2 separate regions of the Homo sapiens genome follow, and region 1 is linked to region 2. The links are chromatin loops, found by intact Hi-C in ENCODE. Cell type or tissue: endothelial cell of umbilical vein. All regions are shown on one strand. Each heading gives the region's core, and the rest is flanking DNA. Links, peaks and the distances in the headings are about the cores only. Region 1 has its middle 66 kb from the start of C1D. Region 2 has its middle 91 kb from the start of LINC01812.

The links. Peaks named below come from ENCODE experiments on the same cell type or tissue, not always from the same donor. Only the 100,000 strongest peaks of a DNase experiment are listed, where the experiment ranks them.
Region 1: a loop joins it to region 2, with 8 times the contacts of the local background. A loop is called at or near these places in 3 of 110 quality-filtered maps.

Annotation. Positions count from the first base shown.
Region 1 is chr2:67,988,965-68,004,633 of GRCh38, forward strand. No RefSeq gene overlaps it. Among named protein-coding and RNA genes, the nearest start is that of C1D, 66 kb to the right of the region's middle. RefSeq lists a silencer at 5,986-6,200. In endothelial cell of umbilical vein, for the core only: no CTCF peak of the experiment used is centred there; a DNase peak (open chromatin) is centred at 8,727; H3K27ac peaks cover 1,601 bases.
Region 2 is chr2:67,909,005-67,924,673 of GRCh38, forward strand. No RefSeq gene overlaps it. Among named protein-coding and RNA genes, the nearest start is that of LINC01812, 91 kb to the left of the region's middle. RefSeq lists an enhancer at 10,646-11,845. In endothelial cell of umbilical vein, for the core only: no CTCF peak of the experiment used is centred there; DNase peaks (open chromatin) are centred at 8,627 and 8,817; H3K27ac peaks cover 2,248 bases.

The sequences.
Region 1 (15,669 bases), core at 6,045-11,044, 80 kb after region 2:
TCCTCTTGCAAGATCACTGGTAATTGGCAGAATTCAGATCCTCAAACTGAGGATCTGATCTGAGGCCCCATTTCCTAAAGACCACCTGCTATTCCCACCAAATGGTCCTGTCACAACCATGTGCTTCTTCAAGGCTGCATTAGTCAGGTCAGTTTGCTACAACAAAATACCATAGACTCTGTGGCTTAAATAACAGAATTTTTTTTTAAGTTCTGGAGGCTGAAAGTCCAATATCAGGGGACCAGCATGGTTGGTTTCTGATGAGGGCTCTCCCCTTGGGTTGTAGGTGGCAACCATCTTGCTGTGTTCACATGACCTCTTCTTTATGCAAACTTGGGAGTGGGTGGGGGTGTAAAGAAAGAAAGCACAAGAGGGCACAAGTGCTAGCTGTCAGGTGTCTCTTCTTATAAGGGCATTAATTTCATCATGAGGGAGAACCTCATCTAACCCTAATTACTCTCCAAAGGCTCTATCTCCAAGTACCATCACATTTGGAATTGGGGCTTCAACATATAAATTTTGGAGGGAGTTTTTGGGGACAAGCATATTCAGCCCATAACAAAGCCAAAAGGAAAATTTCTCTAATTTCTTTCATTTCTGACCTCTGGATTTCCTTATAAAGGGGTCACCTGATTAGATCAGGCCCTCAGAGGCTCCAGGACAGGGGATTAGACCAGGCACATACACGAAGGGGCTCTCTAAGAACTCTGCCTACCATACCCTATCATTGACCCTATGGTGTCCTATTCTCTCATATCCCTTTACCCCTCAGCACTCTCATCTGTCACTCTCGCTACCACACATGCACGCATGTGACATGCACACACACACACTCGCCACTCTTCACGGACACCTACAAATGAGCTGCAGTCATTTGGCCATGTCCCATGGCCTCCCATGTCCTCTTCCTGTCCCCATTTCCATCTTGACCTAAAAGGGCTAGCCTGTTGGAGTACAGAAAGAAGCAATGAGAAAATAGTTTTTTCTTTCTGCCAATTATTAATAAATCTCCATTTGAACCTGATATCTTTTCTCTAAAGACATTCACCAATCATTAATAGTTACAGTGACTAGTATCTATGAGCTTCTAAAGGGCTTACTAAAAATGTATGACATCTAAAAAAGGAAAAAGCTATTGTCTTTAAAATGTAAAATTTGATATTATTAAATATTTAGTTGTATGCTTATAAAATATCAGGATGAATAAGTTATATGACTATATTTTAGTTAATGAGGGATATGAAAATATTTTAATATGTTTGATATGATGGGGTATAGAGCTCCAAAAATAAGAGTTTCTAGGAGTAGGACCCACGAAGTTTTCAAACAACTGAGACATATTTACCCCCAGCACTAGAATTGATAGGGTGAGGTTTGAGTGGAGAAATCTCAGAGCAGCACTTACTTTACTATACTTTCTACTTTTAAGGCATCCTGGCATTTAAGCTTTTACCTGATCTTACTGATTTCCTTTCGAATTAGAAAAAGCAAATACATATATATATATTTTATTTCACATATTGGGAAAGAATGATAAATTAAGTTACTTATCGAAGGCCACAGTAGAATCATAAGGAAGAACATGGTCTGCTCTCAAACTACAGAATCACAGATTCTGGGCATCGAACAGTTGATGGCATCATCTGATAGGTGCAGAGAAAATGTGAGGAGCCCAGGATCCCACTAGACAGCAAGTGAATATTAGAGACAGGAATCAAGGCTGGTTGCCTCCTCCCCCAGAGTTCTTTCCAATACAACACACTTTCTCTTTCTTAACACTAGACTCACATTTTTTCAGTTCAACCTCTGCATCTTTCAAACCAGACCTTACTGTATGATTTTTCCAATTAATTCCTTTCATCACAAATCTCACCTAGAATTTGATAATAAACTGTGAGCAGAACCCTAGAATCTTGGTGATAGACTCTCAGAGATCATCTAATCCATCCTCTCCTCCAGGCTGGATATTGCTTCAACAATATCCCTTACATGTGGTCAACTAGCCTCTACTTTATTACCTCCAGTAACAAGGAGCTCACTACCAAAGACATGGGCAACTACATTCTGAGCAACCTTAGCTGTTGAGATGTTCTCCCATCCTCTAACTTCACATGTGGTTTTCTGGAGGTACATGAAATAAGTGTAAGTCCTTTCAGAGGCCACTGTGTCTCATATTTGAAGACGATTACCTTTCTCCAATCACTTCCCCTCCCAGACTTTCTCAGTGTCAGTGTTATCAGTACTAAGACTTCTTCCTCAGCCAGAAGTGTCCCATGAATTACAAGATATTTAGCATCACTGGTCCTCCAAGAACCAAACTCCACTAGCCCTAGACTCTTACCTTATGACAACCTATTTGTGGTGACAACACAAGATTCCCCTGGCACTTTCAAAAACCTTTGGAGAGAGGAAGAATACTGTCCTTGATCGAGAAGCACTGTGAGTCGAGGCCACGACTCCCCCCACCCCCACACATTTACTGTATTAAACATGGTATAGCTATAGAAGGCTCTCTCAGTTCATGGAATTCTCAAAGCCATCCATGATGGGAGCTTTGTGCCACTGTTCTCAGAACACAGGATTACAGAGGGAATGAGAGAATTAATGACAGGAATTTAACACTGAACAGAAGGAAGCCTTCTGCCATATATAGGAATCTGCCCTTTTGCACCACACGCATGTGCTCCCCACTTGAAAGCCACCCTCCTCTCTTCCTGTTGCAATCGGGAAGCATGTGTTGCCAATTAAGTAGTTTTTCTGAATTAGAAATTCAAATTACATTGTTTCCCACCCAAATAGCCATCTCTCAATTATTTTTCCAACTGAAGTGCCATGTAGTTCTTCAAATGTCTTTCACCTTTGGCCATTGTTTTCTTTGGATCTTTTGATTTTGATTAAAATTGCCTAAGTCAGAATAATTGTAAAAACAGAAAAAAGATTGAAACCCAAATTGCCCTTGAGATTGCTTTGAAATCAGAGCACAACCCTGGCAAGTGATTACAATTTCATTGAATGTGAGACCACCACACAGGACCTCCAGGCTTGACCACTCATTCCCAGAATATTTTTGATTGCACACGTGATAATGATTGTATTTTGAGAAGCAGCGGGCAATACACAGTATAGAGGTAAAAACATGGGCTTCTTGCTTTGAATCCTGGGTCTGCCATCTACCAGCTATGTGACCATGGGCAAGTTTGTTAACCGCTCTGTGCCTCAGTTTCCCCTTCTGTAAAATGGAGGTAATTTACACCTCCTAAGGTTGTTATCAGGATTGAATGAGCTAAGGCACTGTCACAGGTACTGTCAGCACCCCACCAGACCCCCTTGGAGCATTTTTATGGTTTCTATATACCCATTCCCTGGCTACTATGTATGGAGTAGAAGGGGTGGGGGGTGTTTTTCATCTTCTTCTAACATCCTGTAACTCTCATCACAGAACTGTTTGATAGCTACTAAAGCTGCTTTGTGTTGAGGCACAAAAAGCCAGAAATACCTAAAAGTTTATGTCCCCCAACACCACCATCAGCCCATTGGACGGCCCTTAGCCAGCAACTGACTGGGGCAGAAATATGAAAGGCCCAGTTCCTTTGCCATGCGTGAGGACCAACCCTGTGATGTACTTAACACTCCAGAGCACCCCATTCGACTGAGCTAAGACTGGGACTCACCTGCAATAACACCCTTGTTTGACTTCTTCCACTCTGTCCTTCCTCTTCCCATTCTCTGGGCAAAATCCTATATAAATCCCCTGCATACAAATCCTCTTCTCAGTGTCTGGAAATCCAACCTGAGACAGGCACTTTACTCTAATTCACACCTGGTAAGCACTTAATAAATGTTAGCATTCATTATGTATGTTTTTAGTAGCCACTATGAATCCAAAAACACTTTTTTTTTTTGAGATGGAGTCTCGCTCTGTTGCCCAGGCTGGAGTGCAGAGGCATGATCTCAGCTCACTGCAACCTCTGCCTCCCGAATTCAAGTGATTCTCCTGCCTCAGCCTCCTGAGTAGCTGGGATTACAGGTGTGCACCACCATGGCCAGCTAATCTTTGTATTTTTAGTAGAGACAGCATTTCACCATGGTGGCCAGGCTGGTCTCAAACTCCTGGCCTCAAGTGATCTGCCTGCCTCGGCCTCCCAAAGTGCTGGGATTACAGGCATGAGCCACCACACCCGGCCCCAGTAACACTTTAAAATGAACCTGAATTTTATCAGTCACAGTCACTTCTAAATACATTTGAAAAATAATTACATATGTGCAAGACATTGTGTGCTCAGCCTGCAGCAAGCTGGACAGACAGCTTGGACCAAACTACAATAACCCCACTATTCTCCATGACCCACATTTTGGAAGCATGGCTTTCAAACAAGTCCTTCATCTCACTGGAAATCAAACCACGGACAGCCTGTATCTAAGCCTATGTGAGCGTATGGTGAGTGAGTGATGAGCAGGATGTAGCACAAAGGTCTCCTGCCTAGTTCACTGCCATTTTCCTTGCACCCTTTATCCTCTTGCTGGATGGTTTTCAGAGATAACTAAACCACCAAGCCTCAGAAGCCCTTCTCAGACAGCTGCAGTAACACTTATCACTAGTTATCACAGGCCTTGTGTGCACAGCACCCATGCTGGATATTTTTATGAACATCAAAGTATACAGAAACTCCCTGCCTTCTAAAGTTTGTCACTGAGTATGGACAAAAGGCCAAATGCAGAAGAAACACATGAAAATACTCGGAAAGCATTAGGAAGTTGAGACTATTCAGGCGTGTGGAATAAATTTAGAGATGGAAGGAACCTTAGAAGATGTCTGTTTTCTGGTGATTTTCAGCACATCTTTTTAAGCAGTAGAATGTTTGGTTCAAATGAAGTCTTACACCAAAATTCAGATTATAGAAAAGGTAGAAGCAGGGGCACTCCAACTGAAAAGGGTAAAAGATTAGAGCCCTGGGACACCATCTCCCCTCCCATCTCCCCTACCAACTGATCTAGGCTAAGCCCCCACTCATTTACAGCTGGATCAGGGGCAGAATTTACAGTCCCACGACCAGCTCACCCATGGCCTCTCTGAGGCCCTTATTTCCTCTCACCTGGTGATATGGTTTGGCTGTATCCCCACCCAAATCTCATCTTGAATTGTAGTTCCCATAATCCCCATGTGTCATGGAAGGGACCCAGTCGGAGGTAATTGAATCATGGGGGAGGGTTTTTCCCATGCTGTTCTCATGATAGTGAATAAATCTCATGAAAAATTATGGTTTTAGAAAGCGCAGTTTCCCTGCACATGCTCTCTTGCCTACTGCCATGTAAGATGTGCCTTTGCTCCTCCTTTGCCTTCCACCATGATTGTGGAATTGTGAGTCCATTAAACCTCTTTTTTTAAATAAATTGTCCAGTCTCAGGCATGTCTTTATTAGCAGCACAAGGACAGACTAATACACCTGGTCTTGAATAGCAGCCCGACTCTTTTCCTGCTTCCTGTGCCTTAGGAAGATTCCTCTGAGAGTTCAGAGTGTGTGGGATGGGAGGTATTAATCAGGATGGGGGTGAAGTGGGAGTGGTAAAAAAAGCTTCAAAGAGTTAACTTCACTGAGGGCAAGTTTTTTTCCTCCATATTTTTCCTCCAGAAAGGGAGTTTTCTTATCTAAGAATGGGCAATATAAAGTAAATCCTCATAAGAATGATACCCAGGGCCTGCCCCATCTCAGAAAGTGACAGTGAGAGTGCTGTGGGTTCCCACGGCCAGCTGTCACAATCTAAAGGAGGGATGTGCCCCAGGAATGGTTCCAGACCGATAAACACAGAGTCTGGAAGGAAAGCCATTTGCAGCATGTGGCATGCCCACCCCATCCAGGGCAGGTTTTGGTGCCTTTTCTGCCTAGTTCTGTTCTTCAAAATCCACTTGGCAATGTGAAAAATGCAGATTTGCACATCTGCTGGCATTCTCTACAAGAAGTGGGCTATGTGAAAAATGCAGTTTTACAGATCTGCTGCCATTCATTCTTTACAAGAAGTAGCTTCCAGGAATAAGGCAGGAGGATTAGTGCTATGGGCATTCTCTCCTGTGGCCCAGTCACTGGCCTTGTTGTCAGGGATACTGCCCAGAAAGAAATGAGCAGACAACTCAGGAGTGGCCTCAAGGATCACTCTGAGTGGCCAGGAGTCAGTCTCTGAGGGTCCCGGTTTCCGGATGTTCTCCAGCCCCCTTTGCCACACCACTTCCCAGCCCATCAAGCCTGCTTTCAGGAGATCCCAACAGTCATGCTGATACCTTAAGGATCATGGTTTCCCAGAGAGTATTCACATATATTGACAAAGGGATGTTTTGCTCAAATAGGTTTGGGAAATCCAAAGTTAAAGAAGTTTATTTTCTAGGGGACTTCTCAGAGCCTTTCAAACCTAATGATTGCTAGGAAGTTCCAACAATATAATACCTATACGTATACTGCATTCCCCAATATGACTTAGTCATGGGGCTCCTTACCCAGCAGCCTCTTCTTAAACTAATGGCATTTGATTTAGTTTGTTCCCTTCCTTTTCTCTACCTCAGCAGTTCTCAAAGTGTGATCCACAGACCCACTTTCAGGGATCCACAAGGCTCAAACTATTTTCATAATAATAGTGAGACATTATTTGTCTTCTTCACTGTGTTGAAATTCACTGACACTGTGGAAGTATGGGGAGTAAAACTGCTGGTGCCTTAGCAGTATCAAGGCTGAGGCAAGCTGCACTAGTGATCATTCTGTTCTTTACCACCACATGCTTCCAAGAAGAAAAAGCCAATTTTGCTTAAGAATGGCATTGAGGAGGCAGTAAAAGGTATGAATTTCATTAAGTGGCTATCTTTGAGTATACATATTTTTAATATGTTGGGTGACTAAATGAGAAGTACATATAAGCACTTCTGCTGCATACTGAAGCATGCTAGTGGTCTCCAGGAAATCCTCTGGTGCAATATAGTTTGAGCTGTGAGCTGAATGAGCCTCTTTTTTAATGGGACAACATTTTACATGGCTGACAGACAGACCATAGTTATTCAAACTTCAGTATTTGGCAGATATTGACTCAAAAATAAAAATAATGAGCCTATCTGTACAAGGAAAACAACTGACAGAATTTGACGCCAATTATAAAATTTGAGGTTTCAAGGAAAAATTAGAATTTTGGAAAACTTACATGCTCCACCAAGTGTTTGACAGCTTAAAGACAATGAGCTCTATGGTGATATTAACAAATGTGATGTTTTGATATGATACAAAATGAAACGTGTCAAAATTTGGAAGATCTGCGAAACTCAGTGAACTATTATTTTCAAAATAATGTGTTATGTTATAAAATCTTACATGGGTATAAGATTCATTCAGAGTGCAAATTAGACCAGTGCATTTTAATGTAACACAGTATAAATTGCCATTGCTATGGTTCGGTTCCAGATTTTACATGCATCCTCCTAGAAATCACCACGTGTCAAGGCTTGTGGTAATGTCAAAGCAGAATATCTACAAATATCTGAAAAGACTATCAAAATACTCCCCCTTTTCCTGACTATATACCTGTAAGGGGTTAGATTTTCTTCATTTACTTAAACCAAAGCAGCATACCACAACAGGTTGGATGAAGAAACAGATATGAGAATTCAGCTGCTTCTTTTAAGCTGCACATCAAAGAAATTTACAAAAGTGTAAACCAATGTCACTCTGAGTCTTACTAAGTTTTTTGTTTTATTTTAGCAAATAGAGACATATTTCCAACTGAAAAAAGTATTCAATTATCTTGTCATGATTTTGTTATTGATATTTTAATGAATTAATACATATTTTAAATATATTTTTTAATTTTTATATCAGGAATTGGCAAACTATTCTGCAAAGGACAGGTAATATTTTAGGCTTCACAGGCCACACAGACTCTGCTACAACTACTCAACTCTGCCACTGTACTGTGAAAGCAGCCACAGACAATATGTAAATGAATGGGGTTGGCTGTGTGCCAATAAAACTTTATTTACAAAAACAGGTGGTGAGCCAGATTTGGCCCATGGGTCATAGTTTGCTGACCCCTATCTTATATGCTAAGTATCAATAGATATAGCCAACTTAAAAGCATTTCGCGATCTTCAACAATTTGTAAGTGTAAAGGGGTCCTATGACTTAAAAGATTGAAAAACCCTGTTCTACCTGAAGTCTGAACACTTTGTCATCTTTACACAAGAATTCAGATGTACAGAAAGGTCATGGGAGGTATATTGGGGTGGGAGCCCTTCATCTGAAGGGCATCAGCCTGCTCTGGCTCTCCATAGGACAAATCCCATAGCTAACTGATGGTTTGGCAAAGTAAGATCACAAATATTCAGGACTCCACCTTCACATGCCCAGACACCTCTGGAATACACTTCATCTGCAAAAAGGATCAAGCTTTGACTACCGTGGATACTGTGAGTTCATCCAAATGAACAAATAAGTGAAATCAACAAAAATCTCCCCCTCTCGACGACAAAAGTCAGGAGATGCCAAAGTATATCTGTAGGATAACCTCCAACTAGCTCCGGGAAAGCTTCTGCCCAGTGGTGACAGCAGCCTACATGGGGGTGAGGCTAACAGGTCAGATGCTCGAACAAACAAAACATTTCAGACCTAGTAGCACACGGAGACTCCAGACTGCTCAGGGCATGCCAGTTACAGTAGACTCATCAGGCTTGGTGAAAGGCTGGCTCCTCAGCCCTGAGCTTTTGTTGTATATTTTAATTCAGGAACTGAGTCACACCTGCAAATCCTGTGACAAATGATGTTGTATTAACGTTGAAGAGTGCCAGCTCATCTCCTGGGTTCCAAGCCAAACTGACATAATAGAGTCTTTTTAAAAACCCACTAGAAAAAGTTGGTGTAAGGTCCAAAATATTTCAAGGAATGAGCACTTCTTAATTTGTGAATAAGTTCTGTGTCAATCAGCTATAATAAGATAAAAGCCTATCATTAGAGACCCCAAGCAAACTCAGAGTGGCCGCCATAGCCCCATTCTGTGGGACTTTCTGTCCTTGCCTGTATTTTTCCTTCTAGCAATGCTCTGGGAGACAAGCAGAATTTTCTGGTACCTTTCACACAGTTGGCTCTCCTGTCTGCCAATCTTCTGAGTGTTTTCATTTCACTCCCTCCATGATTGTAGTGGATTAACACATCAAGCTGTGAGGTTTCACAAACATGAAATGTCAATGCAAACACAGATATATCCAAAATAGCAGCACTCTGCTATTTTATAGCAAACATCGCCAACTGCCCCCCAACACACATACGCACATCCAATTTTCCTCAGTTGACAAAGCTGTCCAATTGGGCCTGTCTCTTCAGGATTCTGCTTTAGACTCACCAAGTAGCAACACACAGAGGTTCCAGTGTTTCTTTTGCTTTTAAAGGAGCTAAGCTCATCAGAGAAGCAGGGCACAGGGTAAACACACCTGAGAGCAATAATTTAAGCATATCCTAAGAATGACCCTGTATGGCAGATGCACCTGAATGTGTGTTCTGAGCTAGGAGATCCAGGAGTAGACAAGCGGGAGATTCATTCTTTATCTATGATAAAGATCTGAGCCCCTGGTCTCTCCCGTGGAAGATGGACCATTCAGGGGATTGAGGCCCTGAGTTTTGGGGTAAATGAAGGTTGCCAGGTGGAGGTCGTTAGGAGGAGGGTTTTAGGTGAAAATGCTATATAGACTGCATGCTGTTTGCAGGTGGTTGTGGTTCTCATGCCTAGCCTGCTGCCGCTGAACTCTCTCCCCTGTTTGTAAGCCCTTAATAAAAGTCCACGTCTTGTTTGCTGGCTCAGGGTCTCTTCTTTGACCTCTTGAACTTGGCGCCTTCCCTACTGGGGTGAATAGGGGTTCACCACAGCACAGGATAAGCAAAACTCACACATGCAAAGCAATGGCAATCGGCATTTAAGGGACAGACCAGGTGGCTTCCATCTGATTAGAGGGAATAAAAGCAGCCTCAAGATGAGACAGAACAGTCTTGAAAGGTGAGGGAGAGCTACCTTCCTAGAGCAGAGGGTCTGTGATGTGGTGCCTGAGGAATTCCTGGAGAAAGGGTGGGTTCATGGGACTGGCACAAGCTCTAACAAGAGAAGGAGGAAACTGAGAGCTGTGCAAGAGCTTCAGAGCACCCCTGAACTGAGCAGGATAATATGACTCCTTTAAAATTGGACTTTGTGGAGTCAGGAGGTGACATCCAGAAAATTTGAAACCTGGATCATTGAGGAAGGCTCAAAGGCCAAGTCCCTTGAGTAAGAGGTCCACCCTACTAAGTTTCCAAATAAAGGGAGAAATTTAAACCCTCAGCCAACCAGGAAATCTAGGGCCTTCAGGTTGACAAGGCACCCAGGCCATAACCAAATCTACTCTGATGCTCACTAGTTTGGTGAAGCAGGACAAGTTCCTTGGTCTCTTCACACAGTTGGCTCTTGGTCTTTTTGAATCTATTTTCTCATTGGTCTTTTTGAACCTATTTTCTCACTGATAAAATGGGATAATAATTGTACTGTATTAGTCAGCTCAGGCTGCTGTAACAAATACAACAGACTGGGAGGCTTAGGCAACAGAAACTTATTTCTCACAGTTCTGGAGTCTGGAAGTCTGAGGTCAGTTCCCAGCAATGTGGGTTCTGGTGAGGGCCCTCTTACTGGCTTACGGATGGCTGCGTTCTCTGACTGTGTCCTCACATGGCACACAGCTCTCGTCTCTGCCACTTCTTAAAAAATCATCAATCCCATCACAGGGTGCCACCCTTATAACCCCATCTAAACCCATTCACTTCCCAAAGACCCCACCTCCAAATACCATTATACTGGGGCTTAGAGAGAGCTTATGTAGCATAGTGCCTGGCCTATCCTTGGAACACATTGAAGGTGGCTGTTTTTCTTGTTCTAATTTGTTTTAGGGAGTGGGCAGAGGAAGCATGTCTACAGGTCAGTATCACTGTTCACCCCATCGGAGCCATGTTTGGGCAGGTGGTTTCAATGATATTTCCAACAAAAGAGTTTGTTGCCTTTTACTTGAAGGTAGCCAGTCTTTGCTCCCTGATCACAAGAACGCTCCCTCCCAGTATCTATGTCCCAAGTGCTACAAAGAGGTCTGAGTTACAGAAAGGAGCAGTCTTCCTTTAGGAACTAGTATCAGGGCATCCTTGGCAACCAGGAGCCTGTGACTGGAGATGGAGGCATTCTCACTTTGTCTTTTCCACCAGAACACGGACCAGTTGTTCTCAAACTTGAACATAAACCAGAATCACTGAAGGGTTTGTTACACCCCAGGTTGCTGGGCCCTATCTCCAGAGTTTCTGATTCAGTAGGTCTGGGCTGGGTCCCAAGAATTTGCATTTCTAACAAGTTTCAAGGGGATGGTGTTGCCACTGGTTTTGGAACTACGCTTTGAGAACCACTAACATAAACACTAAAGCAGAGGATGCAGTAGCTCACTTCCTATGACAGTCAAATAGCTTCATAAAACCCACGGATTGGAAGATCCTACTCATGAACCAATGCCACTGGGACCTAGTGTCCCAACCCCAGAGCTGCACAGATTCTCAACAGCCTCTCAGCTGGAATCTGCTTAAGCCTACCAAGCTCCTGGGAAGAGGGGCGACCAGCACCACAGCTGTGGCTGCCTGCTGTCTAAGCCATTTGAGCTCCTCGTGGGAGGAGCAGCAGCCAGCATTGGGACTCACAACTGCCTAACACGCTAAGCTCCCTGGGCAAGGGAAGGACAGCACCCATTTCTATAGCTCCAGGCCACACTTTTCCCCTGCTGGAGCCAGGGAGGCTATACGGCTTGGTCCTAAGACATGTCCCCCACCGCCCAACACACCAGCTGTGGCAGACTGTGGCCAGAGCGCCTCTTCAGGCTTGACCCTGACTCATCCTTCCTCACTGGATAGGGCTTCCCTGCAGGAACTCCAATAACTCCAGCCAGAGGTTCAGGGACAGAACCCAGATCTCCCTGGGCTTGAGCCCCTAAGGAGAAGGGTGGCTGCAGTCTCTGTAGACCAGCAGACTTAGCCTTTCTCTTGGTATTTCGGAGGAATCCGGCAGCCCAGATGAGTGGGTTTCCCCCAAGCAAAGCACACCCCCTCCACCAATGGACAGTCAAAGTACTTCGTTAAATAGGTCCTGTTCCCCATCCCATCCAAGTGGGTGGGGCCCTCCAACAGGGGTTGTCAGACAACCTACACAGGAGCGATCCTACTGACATCAGTATGGTGCCCCTCAAGGTCAGAAATCCCAGAAGAAGGAGCAAGCACCCATTATTGCTGTTCTCCAGCCTCCTTGCATGATATCTCCAGGTGCAGGAGTGAACCAGATGAACAGGGCCTGAAGCAAACCCCCAGCAAACCACAGCAGCTGTACAGAAGAGGGCTTTGAAAGAAAGAAACAAACCATGGAAAGAAAAACAAACAAACAGAAAGCAACAACAACAGCATCAACAACAACAAAAAAAGCCCCCACAAAAACCCCATCCAAGGGTCAGCAGTCTGAAATATCAAAAGTAGACAAACTCACAAAGATGAGAAAGAATCAACAAAAAATGCTGAAAACCCAAAAGACCAGAGTGCCTTTTCTCCTCCAAATGATCATAGTGTTTCTCCAGTAAGGCCGCAGAACTGGGCAGAGGATGAGATGGATGAATTGATGGGAGTAGGCTTCAGAAGATGGGTAAAAAAAAAAAAAACTACACCGAGCTAAAGGATCATGTTCTAACCCAGTGCAAACAAGCTAAGAACCTTGATAAAAGGTTAGAGGAGCTGCTAACTAGAATAGCCAGTTTAGAGAGGAAAATAAATGACCTGATGGAGCTGAAAAACACAGCAGGAGAACTTCATGAAGCATACACAAGTATCAGTAGCTGAATCAACCAAGCTGAAGAAGGGATATCAGAGTTTGAAGACAACCTTGCTGAAATAAGGCATGAAGACAAGACTAGAGAAAAAAGAATGAAAAGGAATGAATAAAGACTCCAAGAAATATGGGACTTCATAAAAAACCAAGCCTATGATTGATTGGAGTACCTGAAGGAGACAGGAAGAATGGAAACAAGCTGGAAAACACACTTCAGGATATTATCCAGGAGAACTTCCCCAACCTAGCAAGACAGGCCAACATGTAAATTCAGGAAATACACAGAACACCACTAGGATACTCGATGAGAAGATCAACCCAAAAACACATAATCATCAGATTCTCCAAGGTCAAAATGAACGAAACAAAGTTAAGGGCAGCCGGAGAGAAAGGCCAGGTCACCTACAAAGGGAAGCCCATCAGACTAATAGCAGACCTCTCAGCAGAAACTCTATAAGCCAGAAGAGATTGGGTGCCAATATTCAATATTCTTAAAGAAAAGAATTTTCAACCCAGAATTCATATCCAGCCAAACTAAGTTTCATAGGCAAAGGAGAAATAAAATCCTTTCCAGACAAGCAAATGCTGAGGGATTTTGTTACCACCAGGCCTGCCTTGCAAGAGTTCCTGAAAGAAGCACTAAATATGGAAAGGAAAAACCAGCACCAGTCACTGCAAAACACACCAAAATGTAAAGACCAATGACACTATAAAGAAACTGCATCAACTAGTGTGCGAAATAACCAACTAGCATCATGATGACAGGACAAACTTTACACATAACAATACTAACCTTAAATGTAAATGGGCTAAATGCCCCCATTTAAAAGACACAGACTGGCAAATTGGATAAACAGTCAAGACCCATGGGTATGCTGTATTCAGGAGACCCATCTCACGTGCAAAGACATACATAGGCTCAAAATAAAGGAAGGGAGGAAAATTTACCAAGCAAAAGGAAAGCAAAAAAAAAGCACGGGTTACAATCCTAGTCTCTGACAAAACAGACTTTAAACAAACAAAGACCAAAAAAAACCACAAAGAAAGGGATTACATAATTGTAAAGAGAACAATTCAACAAGAAGAGCTAACTATTCTAAATATGTATGCACCCAATATAGGAGCACCCAGATTCATAAAACAAGTTCTTAGAGACCTACAAAGAGACTTAGACTCCCACACAATAATAGTGGGAGACTTTAAAATGCCACTGTCAATCAACTGACAGATCAGTAAGGCAGAAAATTAACAGATATTCAGGACTTGAACTCAGCTCTGGATCAAGTGGACCTAATAGACATCTATGGAACTCTCCACCCTAAATCAACAGAATATACATTCCTCTCAGTGCCACATGGCACTTATTCTAAAATTGACCACATAATCAGAAGTAAACACTCCTCAGCAAATGCAAAAGAAATGAAATAATAAGAAACAGTCTCTCAGACCACAATGCAATCAAATTAGAACTCAGGATTAAGAAACTCACTCAAAACCATACAATTACATGGAATTCGAACAACCTGCTCCTGAATGACTCCTGGGGAAATAATGAAATTAAGGCAGAATCAAGTTCTTTGAAACCAATAAAAACAAAGAGTCATGGGGCACAGTGGCTCACACCTGTGAGTGGCTCACGTCCAAAGTGGCGCTTTTGGGGGCTAAGGCAGGCAGATTACAGGGTCAGGGAATCGAGACCATCCTGGTCAACATGGTGAAACCCCCATCTCTACCAAAACACAAAAAAAATTAGCCAGGCATGGTGATGCGTGCCTGTAGTCCCAGCTACTCAGGAGGCTGAGGCAGGGGAATCACTTGGACCTGGGAGGCAGAGATTGCAGTGAGCCAAGATCATGCCACTGCACTCCAGCCTGGCAATACAGTGAGACTCCATCTAAAAAAAAAAAAAAAAAAAAAAAAAGGAACAAAGAGTCAACGTATCAGAATCTCTGGGACACAGCTAAAGTACTGCTTTAGTGGTGTAAGAGGGGAACTTATACCACTAAATACCCATAACAGAAAGCTAAAAAGATCTCAAGTCAACACCCTAATATCACAATTAGAAGAGCTAGAAAGGCGAGAGCAAACTAATCCAAAAGCTAGCAGAAGACAAGAAATAACTAAGATCAGAGCAGAATCAAAAGAGATAGAGACAAGAAAAAAACCCTCCAAAAAAAATCAGTGAATCCAGGAGCTGGTTTTTTGAAAAGATTAACAAAATAGATGGACCACTAGCTAGATTAATAAGAAGAAAAGAGAGAAGAATCAAATAGACACAATAAAAGATGATAAAAAGGATATCACCACTGACCCCACAGAAATACAAACTACCATCAGAGAATACTATAAACACCTCTATGCAAATAAACTAGAAAATCTAGAAGAAATGGATAAATTCCTGGACACATACACCCCCCCAAGACTAAACCAGGAAGAGGTCAAATCCCTGAATAGACCAATAATGAGTTCTGAAATTGAGGCAGTAATTAATAGCCTACCAACTAAAAAAAGCCCAGGACCAGACAGATTCACAGCCGAATTCTACCAGAGGTACAAGGAGAGCTGGTACCATTCCTTCCAAAACTATTCCAAACAATTGAAAAGGAGGGACTCCTCCCTAACTCATTTTATGAAGCCAGCATCATCCTGACACCAAAACTGGGCAGAGACACAACAAAAAAGGGAAACTTGTGGCCAATATCCCTGATGAACATCAATGTTAAAATCCTCAATGAAACACTGGCAAACTGAACCCAGCAGCACATCAAAAAACTTACCCACCAC
Region 2 (15,669 bases), core at 6,266-11,265:
TCTCTACAAAAAACAAAAAAAAAATTAGCTAGATGTGGTGGCACGCACCTGTAATCCCAGCTACTCGGGAGTCTGAGGCAGGAGAATCACTTGAACCCAGGAGGTGGAGGTTGCAGTGAGCAGAGATGGAGCCATTGCACCCCAGCCTCAGCAACAAGAGTGAAACTCTGTCTCAAAAAAAAAAAAAAGAAAAAAGAAAATAGAATCTGCCTCATACACTTACAGTATTTTCCCCAAACAGCATAATAACAGATGGCTAATGTATGCTTTACACTTTTCCAAACACTTGAAAGTACTTACAATATCAGATGCTCACAAAACACTCATGTACAAGGGAAGGCAGTTAATGCTATTCTTATTTTTCATATAAGAAAAATGCATACCAAAAAAGGTTGAGTGACACATGAAAGATCTGGCTTATTGGGGGATCAAAGACTAGAACCCAGGATTTCTCCCTCATGGGCCAGCCTTTTCCCAAGACACGACTCAGAACAGGACTGGCTTTGGGTGGCCCATGTTCACCATTTGTATCCACAGCAATGTCGGCAACAGCTTCAGGAGTCTGCTCTGTAGGAGTTAGAAACAGCTATTTGTACACTTCCCAAGCCTGTCTTATGCACCTGCCATAACTACACTCATGCTGTTCCCTGTGACTGGAATGGAATAACACTGCCCTCAAACCTGGTATCCTTTCTAGCTATTTATCCTTCACTAGCTGCTCCTCCAAGGTCGCCTCTGATAAGAAGCTTTCCCTGACTCCCCTAGAGGTAGTCTGACTCTGCTGTGGACTTTCACAGTTCTTGGGGTGGTTATTCTTCATCATTCTTACAACATTCTGTCATAATCTATATTTATACTACTGCCTTTTCAACCACACTGTGAGCTCCTTAATTGTAGAGATTTTTTCTCAATACCACTGTATTCCTAAGGCTCAAGGTACTACTGGACATGCTAGGTGCTCAAGAAATATCTATGAACAGTTTGACAGCTCCTCAAAAAGTTGATTACCACATGAGCCAGCAATTCCACTCCTAGGTATATGCCAAAACAATTGAATGAAGGAACTCAAAAAGATACTTCTACACCAAGTGCAAAGCAGCATTATTTACAAAGCCAAAAGGGAGAGACAACTCAAATGTCCAAGGACAGATGAGTGGACAAACAAAATACAGTATATAAATACAATGGACTATCATTCAGCCTTAAACAGCAATGAAATCTTGTCATATGCTACAACATGGACGAACCTTGAAGATATTACATGAAGTAAAATAAGGCAGTCACAAATGGAGAAATGCTGTATGGTTGCACTTCTATGAGTTACCTAAACTAGGCTAATTCATAGAGACAAAAAGCAGAATAGAGATCACCAGTAGCTAGAGGAAGGAGAAATGAGAAGTAGTTTAATGAGATTAGAGTTTCTGTTTGGAAAGATGAAAAACTTCTGGAGACGGATGGTAGTGAACGTTGTGCTATATTACAAATGTATTTTATGCCACTGAATTGCACACCTAAAAATGGTTAAGATACAGCAAATGTTATGTTATATGTACCTGGACACACCAAAAAAGTATCATTTATTCAGTCACTCAACTCAGAGAGTGTGGTAGAATAGAAATCCCCTTTGACTAAGACACTAGCCACTTGAGCCAGCTCCAATTCACCAAGTTGTATTAAACAAGTCACTTCACTTGTCTGGATTTCAGTTTCCTCATCTACAAAGTGAAGTTACACTGTGCCACCTCTCTGCTCACAGAAGCAGCCCTGTGAAGGGCTCTAAACAGGACAGCAGCTGGGATGCAGGGGGCAGGTGCTCCCAGCCTCTGCCAGGCAAAGGACCAGAGATGCACCCTGAGGCCCGGCCTTGTATGGGCTTCACCCATTTGGAAATCCAACAAGGCTGTCCAAATTACAGCAGAGAGGCCCTATAGACAGACACATGGGAGGCTTGCAGGGAGAACTCTTCCCCACACCTCCTCAAACAATCCTTTAAACCTTAACTTGAGAGTCCACAATAAGAAGCTTTTCTCTATTGCTTCACATTGTTAATATCAGTTTTATTTAATGTCCAATATTGGGTTTCATGTTGCCCAAAGCATCACATTCTGTTTCTTCCCCAAACATTAGCCTAAAGTACTAATGATCTACTTATTGCCAAATCCAATGCTAACTTTCAGACATTTCTTAGTTGACTCCTGAGGCATTCAACGATAATGGCTACTGTCTCCTTCAAGGTCTCCCCTCCACTCCCCTGGTGTTTTGACTGGCACCATTGTCCCAGTTCTCTCTGCCTCTCGGGCTGCCTCCACTTTCCTCTCATATGTTGCTCTGCCCCTGGCTTACAAGGGGCTTGCCTTGTTAATCTCTCTATTCTCACTGTCAAGAGTCTCAACTGCAATATGAGAATGATAATTTCCAAACCTGTATCTCCGGCCCATTCCTCTCTCCTAGACTCTGGGTCTGATCACCCAACCTCCTGTTACCTATGTCTACCTGACGAACCTCACCCAGGTAGCACAGGCTCCACATGTCCCATCCTGAATTCACTGTATCTACCCTGTTCCTCCTCCAAGGAGAAAGCGGCTCTTCCCAGTCACAAAGCAAGTTTGTTTCACTCTCTCTAGACACACAACTGTCTCTTTTTCTCCCCAAACTTATGTGCTTTCCCAAGTGTTTCATGCAGACTGTTCATTTCTTATGTCACTAGGACATACAGTAAAACCACATATCATCAGGTAAGGATGATGTTCACATTCCAAAATTGTAGGGAGATTTTTTTTTTCTCAGGAAGAAACAGTAACTCTAAAGGCCTGAGGGTATGCCATAGACAACTTGATGAGGTAGAGAAATGATGCTATGGCAAAGTAACATCAGAAAGGTCATAAGACAGAAAACAATAAGAGGCAGGGTGAGTTGGGAGGGGAAGAGAATAAGTATCAAAATCTCTCCATATCTTGAGAGCCAACTCACATAGGAAATAGATTCTGGATAATTAACTATGCCTGTAAACTTATCATCTCACTCCCAGCCCTGCAAATCTTTCTGAAACAGTCATTCTCTAGTGAAAACTACTGATAGTTCCCTTCCCGGGGGCAGTGTCTATCTCAAACCTCCCATCCATGAAATCCTTACTAGGGATGTTCTGCTTGGACACACAGGCCATCAACCGGGTACCTGCAAACTACAACCACAGGCAAAATTCAACTGACTGCCTGTTTTTATATGGCACTCAAGCTAAGAATGGTTTTTACATTTTTAAATGGTTTTTTAAAAAGTTAAAACAAGAATAGCATTTTATAACATATGAAAATTATATGAACTTTAAATTTCAGTGTCCATAAATAAAGTTTTGTTGGAACACAGCCAACCCAATTCATTTACATATTCTCTGTAGCTGCTTTCACACTACAACAGCAGGTCCACAAATCTTAAAATATTTACTATCTAGTTCTTTACTGAAAAAGTTTGCTGACGCCTGCCTTAAATCCACCTGAATTACACCCCTCCCCACCCCCAACTTCTTTGGAAGAAACCATATGCACTCCTAAGCCATCTGCTAGACTCTCTTCCCACCCAGTTCCAGGATCCTTAAATTAAATGGGTTATGTAAAGCCCAATTTAAATTTACAGCCCCCATTCCCTTTGCCCACAAAGCCCGTGCGATTCCTCCTACCTATGCTGAACTTTTTCTTTCTCTGAAATCCACCTGTTGTACTACTCGCTAGTGTGTTAATTTACTACATTGTGTCTTTATGTTTTATTGTGTTAGTACTATAAACTCCTTGAGGCAGGTTATGTGTGTTACTCAATTTAATACACATGGTTTGAGCTCTTAGTATGTGCAAGGTACTAAAGGAGTCTGAGGAGGCTTAAGACATAATCTGTTTTCACAGATTTACAATCTGGTAGAAATAGAAACATTAATTTTTATGATGCACTATATTTTAGACAGATAGACAGATAGATGATAGATAGATAGATAGATAGATAGATAGATAGATAGATAGATAGACAGATGTGAGAGTTCAAATAGGGGAAATGTCCCATCCAGTTGGGCAGGGAGGGAGAGCCAAACTAAGAACCAGAGTTCCTTGGGGCTCAACAAAGTATGATCAGGTTAACGATGAACCCCAAAGAGACAAAAGTTACCCCTGGTTCAGCTGGATAGGCGATCCCCTTCCCACCTGGAGAGTTTCCCTCAGGTTAGAAACTTAGAGAATCTAAACTTTCTGTCAACAGGAGAGATGTCTCCTTACCTTGCCATATGTATTGTAGATGACCAAGGACTTGAACCAGGGCCAGAGATTGACAAGTCCAAGGAGTGAGACTTTAGGTACAATGTAAAAAAGAACTCATATTCAGAGTTCAAAGATGAGACAGACTACTTTAAGAGAATATGAGAAGCCTCCTACTAAGAGAGGTTTAAATATATACTAGCTGCTCATCTAACAGAATGTAGGCAATGGTTGATATTTAAAGTGATTGGTCTGTAATTAGAAATATGATTACAGACCAGCAGCATCTACTTCACCTGGGAGTTAGATGCTATGCAGATTCTCAGTCCTCACATCCGAATTACTGGATTGGAATCTCCCAGAATCTAGTTATTGAAATTGCTCCAGGTGATTCGTAGCCATATTGAAAGTTGAGAACCGTGAACTAGACAACTTTTGAATTTCCTTTCAAACCTGAGTTCTCACCTTCAAAATGAGGAGCTAGAACCCCTTAAGAGACTAGACATTAGTAATGTTCTTGTAGATAACATCTTTGCTATTTCTCTAAAAGAGATTCCCAAAAACTACCAGTATCTTTACTGTTGTTGGGAGCATCAAATTTAAATACCAAGGAGATTCAGGAAATGTTATAAATTAGACCTTCTAAATGGTGTGCCATTATAGACATTTCATTTTCATATGTACTCAATTTCATATACCAACACGCTAAGGACTCCAAGCAATGCTTTCTTGGTTCATATCTGACCAATACCACATGTTCAGTCACAGCTAAAAGGGGCCCCATGACTTATTTTGATCCAACTCCAGGAGGAAACCCAGTGCCTGGGAACCTACAATCCTAATATCTTGGGTCCTAGTGTATGTAAAATACCATCCAAGTATATTTCCCCATTCTCAGTACCAAAAGGAAAAAAAGAAGGCAAAAGACTTGTACAATCTTTTTCCAGTCTCCCCACCCCCGCACAAATTGTATTCTGCACACATGCTGAAGCATTAGCATCGGCTGATTTGGAAGGAATATTGGAAATGAAGTGATAGCAGAGTAAATGTCAATGCATTCAGTGTGACACCGTGAGCACCAGATCTTAAACAGCTTCATCATTGTGGCATTTACTGTATCCTGAAATAATATTAATCCCACTGTTGTCCTTCTTGATGGAATCATCCATGAATATGGTTTATGGGCCTGGCCAAAGTGATAATAGGTTAAAAGAACAGCCTATCCAGTGTTCCACTAAATTAAGGTCGCTTCATGGAATTTAATGAAACAAGTGCTGCATGGGGTTTTCAAAGGACGTTCTTGTAATTCATGTCTATTTAGGGCTCCTGATAACCAGAAACCTAATTTCTTAGAGTAAAATAGCTTTCTGTAAAGCCTGGTCATATAGAAGAATAAAAAAGAAAAAACTTTAAAGGGCAATGATCAGACTTCCACTGTAATATTTTGTTATTTCAAATCCAAAGTTTAAGCAAAAAAAAAAAAAAAAAAAAGTTGGGAGGGAGCAATAAGACATTTTGAATAAAACAAAATATGAAAATTAATCAGATCCATATGTCATTCTGCAGCTGAATGCTGAAATAAAGATTTGGTCCTACCCACTCCCTTTAGCCACATACCTAGGGAAATAAAAAGGTCTTGGGATATAGGAGGCCACCGCATGCTAGAAATGATGAGAAATGAAATAACTGTTCTGACTTTGAGAGTGGTAGAGGGAAGACAATGGCAAATGTTTCTAGGCAGGTATTCCCATTCCACTTATCAAGGCTAAACAGGGCTCACACATTTAAACCTTCTCCAAGAGAGCCATAACCCCAGACTAATGTCCCTAGAGGTATTGGAACATTTCTTTACCCTTGCCAAAGACTAAGTGAAAGTATTAAACAATCGCAGGTATTTATTTTGAATCCAATATGGGTAGAAAGGACATTCCATCTATTTTAAGGTAGAGGTAAGTCCCAAAGAGATGCATTGAATTCTTTTTGAACTATTCCTTTTCTTGTCCCCTATCACCAATAACTTGATGGTTTTTCTGGTTACAGTGGAGATCACAAATTCAAATACCAATAGAGGACAGACAGGTAACTTAAATGGGTGAAGTGAGCTAGGAGAAATAGACATTGAGACTATGCTCAACAGGGGAGTGCTTGTCCCTTTAAGTCCCTTTAACAAGGAGAAGCCCATGTCAAGCTTGAGACCATTGGTTCTGTGCAGGAACATAGTGTTGCTATATTTTCAAGAGATTCCAGAAACTTTAAAATTTTATGTGAAATAATCTAGCTCTTAAGTGGCACAATTTAATTTTCTTTCAATTATAGGACGTCATGACTGTGGGCTGTGATCCTAACTCAGCTTTCAGATTAGGAGTTTGTCACTCTTGACAGAGCAACAGCCAGCAATGTCATTGAGGCTTTGAGGCACTAGGGTAGAAAAGAGAAAGTGGTATTAAATATAAACCCAAAAAGTATGTAGAACAATGCATAAATCACATTATATAAAGAGAAGCCATTACTCTATCTAACCCACTTTCTCTATGCATTGGGCCTATTTGCAGTCAATTTTCAGTTAATTTTGCTTTCTAGGCAAATCTTTGTAAAGGGCCTGAGGTCAGGGTTATTTTCTCTGACTCCAAGGCAGGTAGGGAGGGTCTGCAGCCACCCACTACCTTCTCAGTGACCCTTGCTGTTGGTCTCCATGAAAAAGTCCTCCTTTCCTCCCCGATCAGCCAAAGTCTATTCTGAGCTTCCCCTTTTCACTGAAAATTCAGAAGGCTGCCTCCCTGTCTCTCAGTCTATTTCAGTTATATTTCTCAAGGCAAAACCGGGTTAATTACCCAGAAAGTTGGCCGTCATTTAAGGGCCCGATTTACTTAGACCCAGAAGCCACATATGTGATAGATTCAGCACAAGTTCCCAGGGCAGCCTCCCTGATCCCCAACCCACGCATGGTAGGATGACCCAGTTTTTCCGCCTCTAAAATGCAAAAGGTGTAGTCTGGCCACAAACAAGGGCCCAGGTGCCTTCTGGGCAGGTATCCCCCGACTGTAAGCCAAGTAGAGAACTGTAAAAAGGCAAGCACTAGCCCCCAGCCACGGCCAAGGAAGGAGAAAATGGTGAAACTACAGTAGCTGTGCAAGCCCATGTGCCCATGTGGGTTGGAGCAGAACAAGGTCTCCAGCTGTCTGAGTGTTCCAGGAGAAAGCGCAGTGTGAAAGTGCACACTCTTTACCATGCATGGCCTAGCTCAAGGATGTCTTTTCCTTGACACTGTCTCTGCCAACTCCTTCTTCCTTTTTCTCCTGTGAGCACATAGCAGGTACGGTCTATACTGCGTGACACCTTGTCTTGTTCTACTATTTAACTCTTTTTGTGTCTAGACCTGAACTCTATGATGAACTATTTAAAAAGAGGTATATTTGTGATACCACTCTGCATTCCACACAGGGCTAACACTGAGCCCTGAGTGTATGTGCAGCCCAGTTCACATCTATGAAAGGAAGAGAGGAAAGAAGCTGTCCATCAACATACAAAAGTCAAACTCAGCCACAGAGGGAAATTCCACTACATAAAGGATACAGTCAGAGGATAAAAAAGTGGCACACATTGATCAATTAACAGTTTATAAAATGGGGTTTTCAGGCCAGGTGCCATGGCTCATGCCTATAATCCCAGCACTTTGGCAGGCTGAGACAGGCAGATCACTTGAGGTCAGGAGTTTAAGACCAGCCTGGCCAACATGGTGAAACCCCATCTCTACTAAAAATACAAAAATTAGCCGGGTGTGGTGGCACACACCTGTAATCCCAGCTACTGGGGAGGCTGAAGCAGGAGAATTGCTTGAACCTGGGAGGCAGAGTTTGCAGTGAGCTGAGATCGCGCACTGCACTACAGACGGGGCAACAGAGCCAGACTCCGTCTCAAAAAAAAAAACAAAAATGATTGGATTTTTAAGCTGACATTCCAAGTTCCCGGTCACAATAACCTGAAGTGAAATGGTGATACAATTTCTTCACAATCTTGTGATTCAGCCTTAATACATTCTTAAAATACTTATTTGGGTCTATTCATAACAACAATAAAAACCTATTACGACAGGAAATATATCCCCTAAAATATATTCTGATACTTGACAAAAAAAAAACACACACACACACACATTTGTCTTCCAATAATGCCAGAGGCCACTGGTTTGTAGTCAATTCAGAAAGAAGTCATTCATGAGGAATGTTTTTGGCTTCCAAAAACATTCAAAAAAATCAGAACAATGGAATCTCCTTTGGCAAATATGAGACATGAGACTATTTCCTCAGGGCAATCCAGATGTATCTCTGAGGACTCAGCTCCATAGGAATCAACATGATCTCCAGAGAATGGTGCAGGTCAGCTGGGGCTGTCCTCTCTCCACTACCACCCAGGCTTGAGCTCCCTTTCCCTTGCTCCTGGTCACTCTACTAACTTCCCAACTGGGCTCCTCTACATCTCCAAAGGAAGGTACTTTCTTACCTTTGCTCCAGTCAAGCTGAAATATTCACAGTTCCCTAGATAGGCCCTGACCCTCTCTGGGTTAATGACTGTGCTCAGTCTATTTTCTCTTCCTATAATGCTTTCTTCTCTTCCCCCCTACAATATTCCACTCCAGTCCATGATCCCATTCTTCCAACATGAGTCATTTCCTCAGGAAGACATTCCTGATCATTTCAAAATCTCCTCAGATGTGTCTCTCTCCTCCACCATATTTTTTTTTTTTTTTTTAGGCGGAGTTTCCTTCTTATTACCCAGGCTGGAGTGCAGTGGTACGATCTTGGCTCACTGCAACCTCCACCTCCCCGGTTCAAGCAATTCTCCTGCCTCAGCCTCCCGAGTAGCTGGGATTACACGGACCTGTCGCCGTGCCCAGATAATTTTTTTGTATTTTTAGTAGAGACGGGGTTTCGCCATGTTGGCCAGGCTGGTCTCGAACTCCTAACCTCAGGTGATCTGCTCGCCTCAGCCTCCCAAAGTGCTGGGATTATAGGCATGAGCCATCGCATCTGGCCTCCTCCACCATTATTTCTTTATCCATGGCACTTAGAGCATTAGACTTGAATGAGAAAGTAATCAGAGCTATCTATTTTCTTTATCGTTATGACACTTGGTACCTAACACTATGGCTACATAAAGAGCTGATCAAGAAATATTTATGAATGAATCCTTCTATTAGGTCTGAACTGTATCCTTCTATAAGGTATGAACAGGCTGAGAGGTCTTGGAAGTGGAAGAAATAAAATGGGATTCCATCTCCAGACTTGAATTCTTCTCCCAGAGGCAGAACACCAGAATTGATGGGAGCCAGGCACAGTGGCTCAGGCATGTAATCTCATCACTTTGAGAGGCCAAGGAGGGAGGATCGCTTGAGCCCAGGAGTTTGAGACAAGCCTGGGCAACATAGCCAAGACTCCATCTTTACCAAAAATAACAAATTAGCTAGACTCAGTGGTATGCGCCTGTAGTCCCAGCTACTTGGCAGGCTGAGGCAGGAGGATCTCTTGAGCCCAGAAGTTGGAGACTGCAGTGAGCCACCATTGGGCCACTGCACTCCAGCCTGGGTGGCAGAGTCAGACCCTGTCTCAAGAGCACAAAACGGCTGATCTGATGAAGCACATAGTCTTATTTCATGCCTCAGTGAAGACCAGAATGATTGGCTGTGCCCAAAAGAAGGGCACAGAGTCCCTCAAGAGGGGTGAATTTAGCTTCTCCAGAAGGGCACCTAGAGCAACAGAGACTTTCCCTCTGGGCAGCAGAAAAATGTCCACAATGCCATCATATGGTATAGAAATGTACTGGGCTTCTGTTGTTTTTGCCAGAACATGTTCATTTCTCCCCTTTTCTCCCCCCATCACATGGTTCAGGTTCAACCATTGTCTCCCTCCCTGAGTAAAGAAAAAAATTATTCATGACACTTTTTAAAGAATGGTAAGGGAGACTTTACTGAGGGAAACTATCAAGATAGTTATAAGGACTACTGCAATGGGGCCTTGCAGTGGGGAGAGAAATTGGGCTCAACTCTGAATACAATGAGGAAAAGTAGAAATTTCTAGCCAGTTGGGGGCAGGGGGACGGTGTGGATGGATGAAAAATTACTAAGAGGAAACATCGGGGGTGAGAGGTGATTCTGCCTAAACCAAACTAACAAGATTATTGCTGAAGGCTGCCTAGGGGAGGGTGGGAGTGAAGAATTTGGTGAGATATTTGGCAATCAGATACTAAAGGTGGGGGATTCTGGCTAAATCAGCTTAACAAAATTCTTGTCAAAATTGGGTGATACAAAGACAGACATGAAAGTACAAAAGTCAAGGCCTGGTTGGGAAGAAGAAAATTCAGAGGATTCTGACTAAAGTTTGGTCAAGTAAAGACTCTTTGTTACTCCCAGCATCCAGGAGGGGTCAGCAGGCCTGAAGCCAGAGCTGCCCAGAGAAAGTCAAGTCAAGGACCTAACAAAACCAGTAAGAAAGAGCTGCTCTCCATCTACTGGGTTGCCAAGCTGGAGCTCTTGCTGTTCACTTTTTCTAGCATGTGGGGAGGGCCTAAGAATGAAGGCAAGACAGAAGACAGCAGAGCTGAGAGGTGGTGAAAGAAGCAATGTCCTTATCTTATCACTAAGTCGCTGTATCCTTCCATGCCTGAAGTCAGTGCACCCTTGGACTTCCCAATAATATGAGCTTATATATTCTTTTTAGTTTGTTTAAGCCACTAGGTTTCTCTCACTTACAATCAAGAGTTGTGACTGAAACAATGGGAACCACTTTGCACCGAGAGGCAGACTGCCGGCTTGCTGTTCCCTGCTGTCTGACTGTGTGACCACAGGTAAGCTCCTGGGACTTTTCCATCTGATTACATGAAGCCATCGAACCAGGCTGATTCCTAAAGTTCCTAGTAGCCCTTGTTAGATATGAGTTCTAAATTTCAAAGAATCAATATGTCAGTATGTTCAATTCTTTGCCTTCTACTTTTAAGCTTAACTTCCTCGTAAAGCAACCTTTTCCGATTACCTGCTCCACCCTGACTAATTCCAATAACCTGCTCATTCTCCACCCTGACTCATTCTGATTTCCTGTTCTGCCATAACCATTTTTTCCCACCAAACCACTCACCCCGTCACTCTCTTTAAATTAACCAATCGGAATTAGTTTAGCCTGTGCGGTCTAACCCTAGCCAATAAGGGAACGACACAGCAGCAGGGGCTACGTGCGTCAGGGATAAGAACCCCTTCCCCTCCCTTGTCCAAGTGTGTGCTCACCATTGCTCCATCTGTAAGGGCGCACCCTTCTATAGAAGTACACTGCCTTGCTGAGAATTAAAAAGAACATTTTACATTCGAGTGCTATGTCTTTTGTGGCACCAAAACTCCATTTTTAACACCCTGACATTCTCTAAGTCACTCTCTAGACTGGACATTCTAGAGCAATGCTAAATCTAATTAAAACATAATTCTACAACTGATCTGCCATATTGTGATAATGATCAATGCTTTTGCGCCATTTTTAATTTTTTTTTTTTTTTTTTTTTTTTTTTGTCTTCAGTAGTAGTTTTGCTTTTGACAACACCAGAACAGTGTGAAGCTCTTATTCCCTCACTGGGGGGCTTTGACATCTCACCACTGGGCTGAAAGAAAGTTATTTAAAACAACTTCAGTTCTGAAGCCATCCTCATAGGGTTAACAATTCTGGACAGAAATAGAGTTATAATTAAGCATTAATCAGGCTTCACTTCGGCTGACTTCCTTGTAACTGAAAGTCATGGAACACTGGATACTGACCGTTCACATCCCCGTTGTTCCTATAGACAGGATTTCTGACATTAGATAGAATCGCCGATGTTAGAATCATAAGGCTTTTGTTTAAGAATTGATTAAGCAAATCCTGAATTCCAGCAGAACAGCTGATGTCAACCAGTTTAAACACCCCCTTGGAGAAACCGAATCTGCATGAAAATAGAATTTCTTCATCTGCCTGTCTCATGACTTCACCCTGCACCCTCCCATCGATCAATGATCTCTACTTTGAACCCCTTAAAAACCCTAGCCTCGAACTCCTTTGGGGAGACAGATTTGAGGTTTCCTCCCACCTGCTCATTAGGCAGCCCTACAGTTAAACCTCCCTTTCTGCTGCAACACCATGTCTTGGTATATTGACTTGCTGTGTGCATCTGGCAATGGACCTATTCCAGTTATGCTTCCAGCCAATCAAATGGCACTGGCCCTGGTGGACCTGACTTGTCCATCTAGAATCTGATGAGCAGACACCTGACTGTGCTGCCTTGGCATATTTCATGATCACACAAAACCAAATTACTTAGTGCTTATTGTAGGTCAGACATTGTTATCCAGGTCTTGGGGTAAACAAAGGAAAAGAGGATCCTTGCTCTCCATTCACAGTTAACTGGGAAGACAAGACACAAGACACATACAGGACAGTGCAATGCCAGCTGCAATCTGTGCAACCACTTCAGGGAACCCTCTTTCCTTCCTCTGAATTTGGGATCAAGGTGGAAGGTGGCCCTCTCTAGAACTAAAGCCAAGATGGACAGGACCTGCCATCTGCAGAAGTAATCCACTTTTCTCTGTCTCATTTGGCCATTATGTTTGCCTTTAACATAAGGTGTGAGTGAGGGGTGAGGGGTGCCATAATCCCCCTCCAGGCATCCCTCACCCCTCACACACACTCTTTTTTTTCTGCCCTCCTCTACTTCTTTCTACTTGTCTTCTCATTTCTTCTTTCTGCACCTCTCTTCACCCTTTCCTTTCTGCTGGGCTTTTCTATAGACACCAGCCTCTAATGTGACACCCAGGGGTCATGCAGAAAGTGTGCATTGAGGGGTAGGCAGGGGGTTGGAGGCATAAATGATTGAGTTCTTTAAATAACATTTAATGAACAATAAACACAATCCAGTCCAGCCAAAGTGGTACTTAGCTACTAAGTACCCAGTCAATGGCCCATCTGTCATATTGTTAAGACCTTTAGAAGTTGTTTAACAAAATGTTAAATGAGATGACATTCAGCAGGCAGCAAAATGCTCGACTGCCTAATGCAACCCAAAAGAGCTGGCCTAGTGGCAGTGTTTGATATAATGCTTTGTATTCCCCTCCCAAGAACCCAAGAGCAGGAGGTCTCCCTGCCTGTCACTTCCTATCTTGGTAAAGTGAGCTCGGGTGGGAAGGACACAATCACCATTGGCAAGGAGGCCATGGCCGGCTGATGAGCTGCTTTTCTGAGGAAGCATGACTGAGAGGGGGCACCTGGAAGTAAAGCCAGTGAAGAGAAAAAAATAATAACTCATCTGGAATTTCCTTCTCTCCTTTCCTTGTCACCAGTGAACCCTACCTCTCTCTCTGTTGGCCTTGAGGGGAGAAGGCAGGGGTGGTAATGAGAGCCGACTTTTTCTAAGAGCTGAAATATGAAGCCAATTACTAAGGGGAAGATTTCCAGCAAATTGGCTCCTGATAGCTCACATTTATCTGCTTTAGATTTGCATAGTCAGAGAGGAAAGGCTCTCTACTTTGGTCCAAATAACAAAAGTAGAATCTGTTCAGCAGGAGGTAAACAACTTATTCGGCCTACCTTCAACTCTTGTGTCCAGAGTTCAGCAATTAAAGGAAGTAAGAAAACCACAGCAAGAACTGTTTTATAGAGGAAGAGAGGAAAACACTTTATATATATATATATATATATATATATATATATATATATATATATATATGATCAATAAACACAAATGCAGCCCAACCAAACTGGTACTTAGCTACTAAGTATATATAAGTGTATATATATATATATATATACATATATATATATGTATATTCTCACCCTATAAAAGGTGGGGTCACACAAAGAAAGAAAGCACCAAAACTTCCGTAATGACAAAAGTCTTCACTGGAGAGTAAATATAGGGGAGTCTTCACTGGAGAGTAAATATAGGGGAGGAAAAATAATTTTCTCTCTACTCTACATATTTCTTAGTTAGGACAGTTTCTTTCATCAAAAGACAGGTTAACAAGAGAAAAACAACAAAAGTTTAGTAACATGGATACCTCCTGTATACAAAGGAGAGACCCAGGGAAAAAATGAGTAAATCTCAAAGAGGTGGCTTCGAGTTCAGCCTTAAAAACTATAGCTCTGTTACAGTAGGTAGCTATTCAGACTTGAACAGAGCAGGAGAGGCCCCCCACCACCACCAGGAATATCAGACAATTATCAGGTGATGGTCAGATGTTTGCTAAACTGGCTCTCCAAAATAATAGTTAGTCACAGCTGGCACCAGGGAAAGGCAGTCTCTCAATAGATAGAAACACCTGAAACTGATGATAAACAGCTCCGATAAGATTTCAGGAGTTAGGCCATTGGGCTCAAGCATGCACACTAAGAGGCAAAATGGCAGAGTTTAACTGGTATACGACCTTCTTCTAAGAATGCTCAACTGGTAAGGGAAGAACACCTCAAATGAACATGCATACAACTCCAGTAAACACACTATGCATGCAGCCCCTCCCAAGTGCTGGCGGGCCACTGTGCATGTGAACAGCCCACCCCAAAGGAAGACTCAGGGAGAAGGGACACAGCCCCTGGAAACATGCCAACGTATAAAACCCCAAGTCAAAGATTCAACCACCCACTTGATCTCTCAAGTCGCCTGCTTGGCCCTCTTCCAAGTGTACTTCCTTTTATTCCTGCTCTAATGCTTTTCAATAAATTTCACTCCTGCTTTAAAACTTGCCTCAGTCTGTCACTCTGCCTTATGCCCCTCACTCGAATTGTTTCTTCTGAGGAGGCAAGAATTGAGGTTGCTGCAGACCCACCCTTATGGATTTGCTGCTGCTAACAGTTCTCTGAAACAAAAACAGAAGGGTATGGGAGAAGGCAGGTTATGGGGAGGGGTTCGGGAAAAATACAATAAACAAGAGCAAGGTTTTTTCTGCAGATTTAAGTTGGTGCCTTCTCCACTGATAAGAGTCTCCAGGGATTTTTCAGTCATCCTCGTTTCCTGGTTCAGAGAGGGAGACAGCCTTACAAATGGAAGTTTCCTTTATAGATGTAAATTTTCCTTACAAAAGGGTAACTTCTACTTTATTTTTAGAGCTTTCCCTGTGGCTGTAGTCTCTCAAAGTAATCCTTATGCCAAAGTGGCATATTTTGGTATAGCATATTCCCATTTTCTACAGTCATATTTTTGGGTGGCATATTCTGGTCTCCAACATAAGTTTCCAAATATGTTTCACTGGTTTCCTCTTCCTCGGCTCAGAATTCCCTGGCATTTATCCTATAATACATTCAAACATTTACCTAAATGAAGGAACTATATACCCAGAAAATATAACCAACCATCAGAACCCTACACAAGTAGAAATTGTATTCACAGCTTTCTGGTTAAAAATAAAATAAAATCTAGTATTACTGAAATGAAT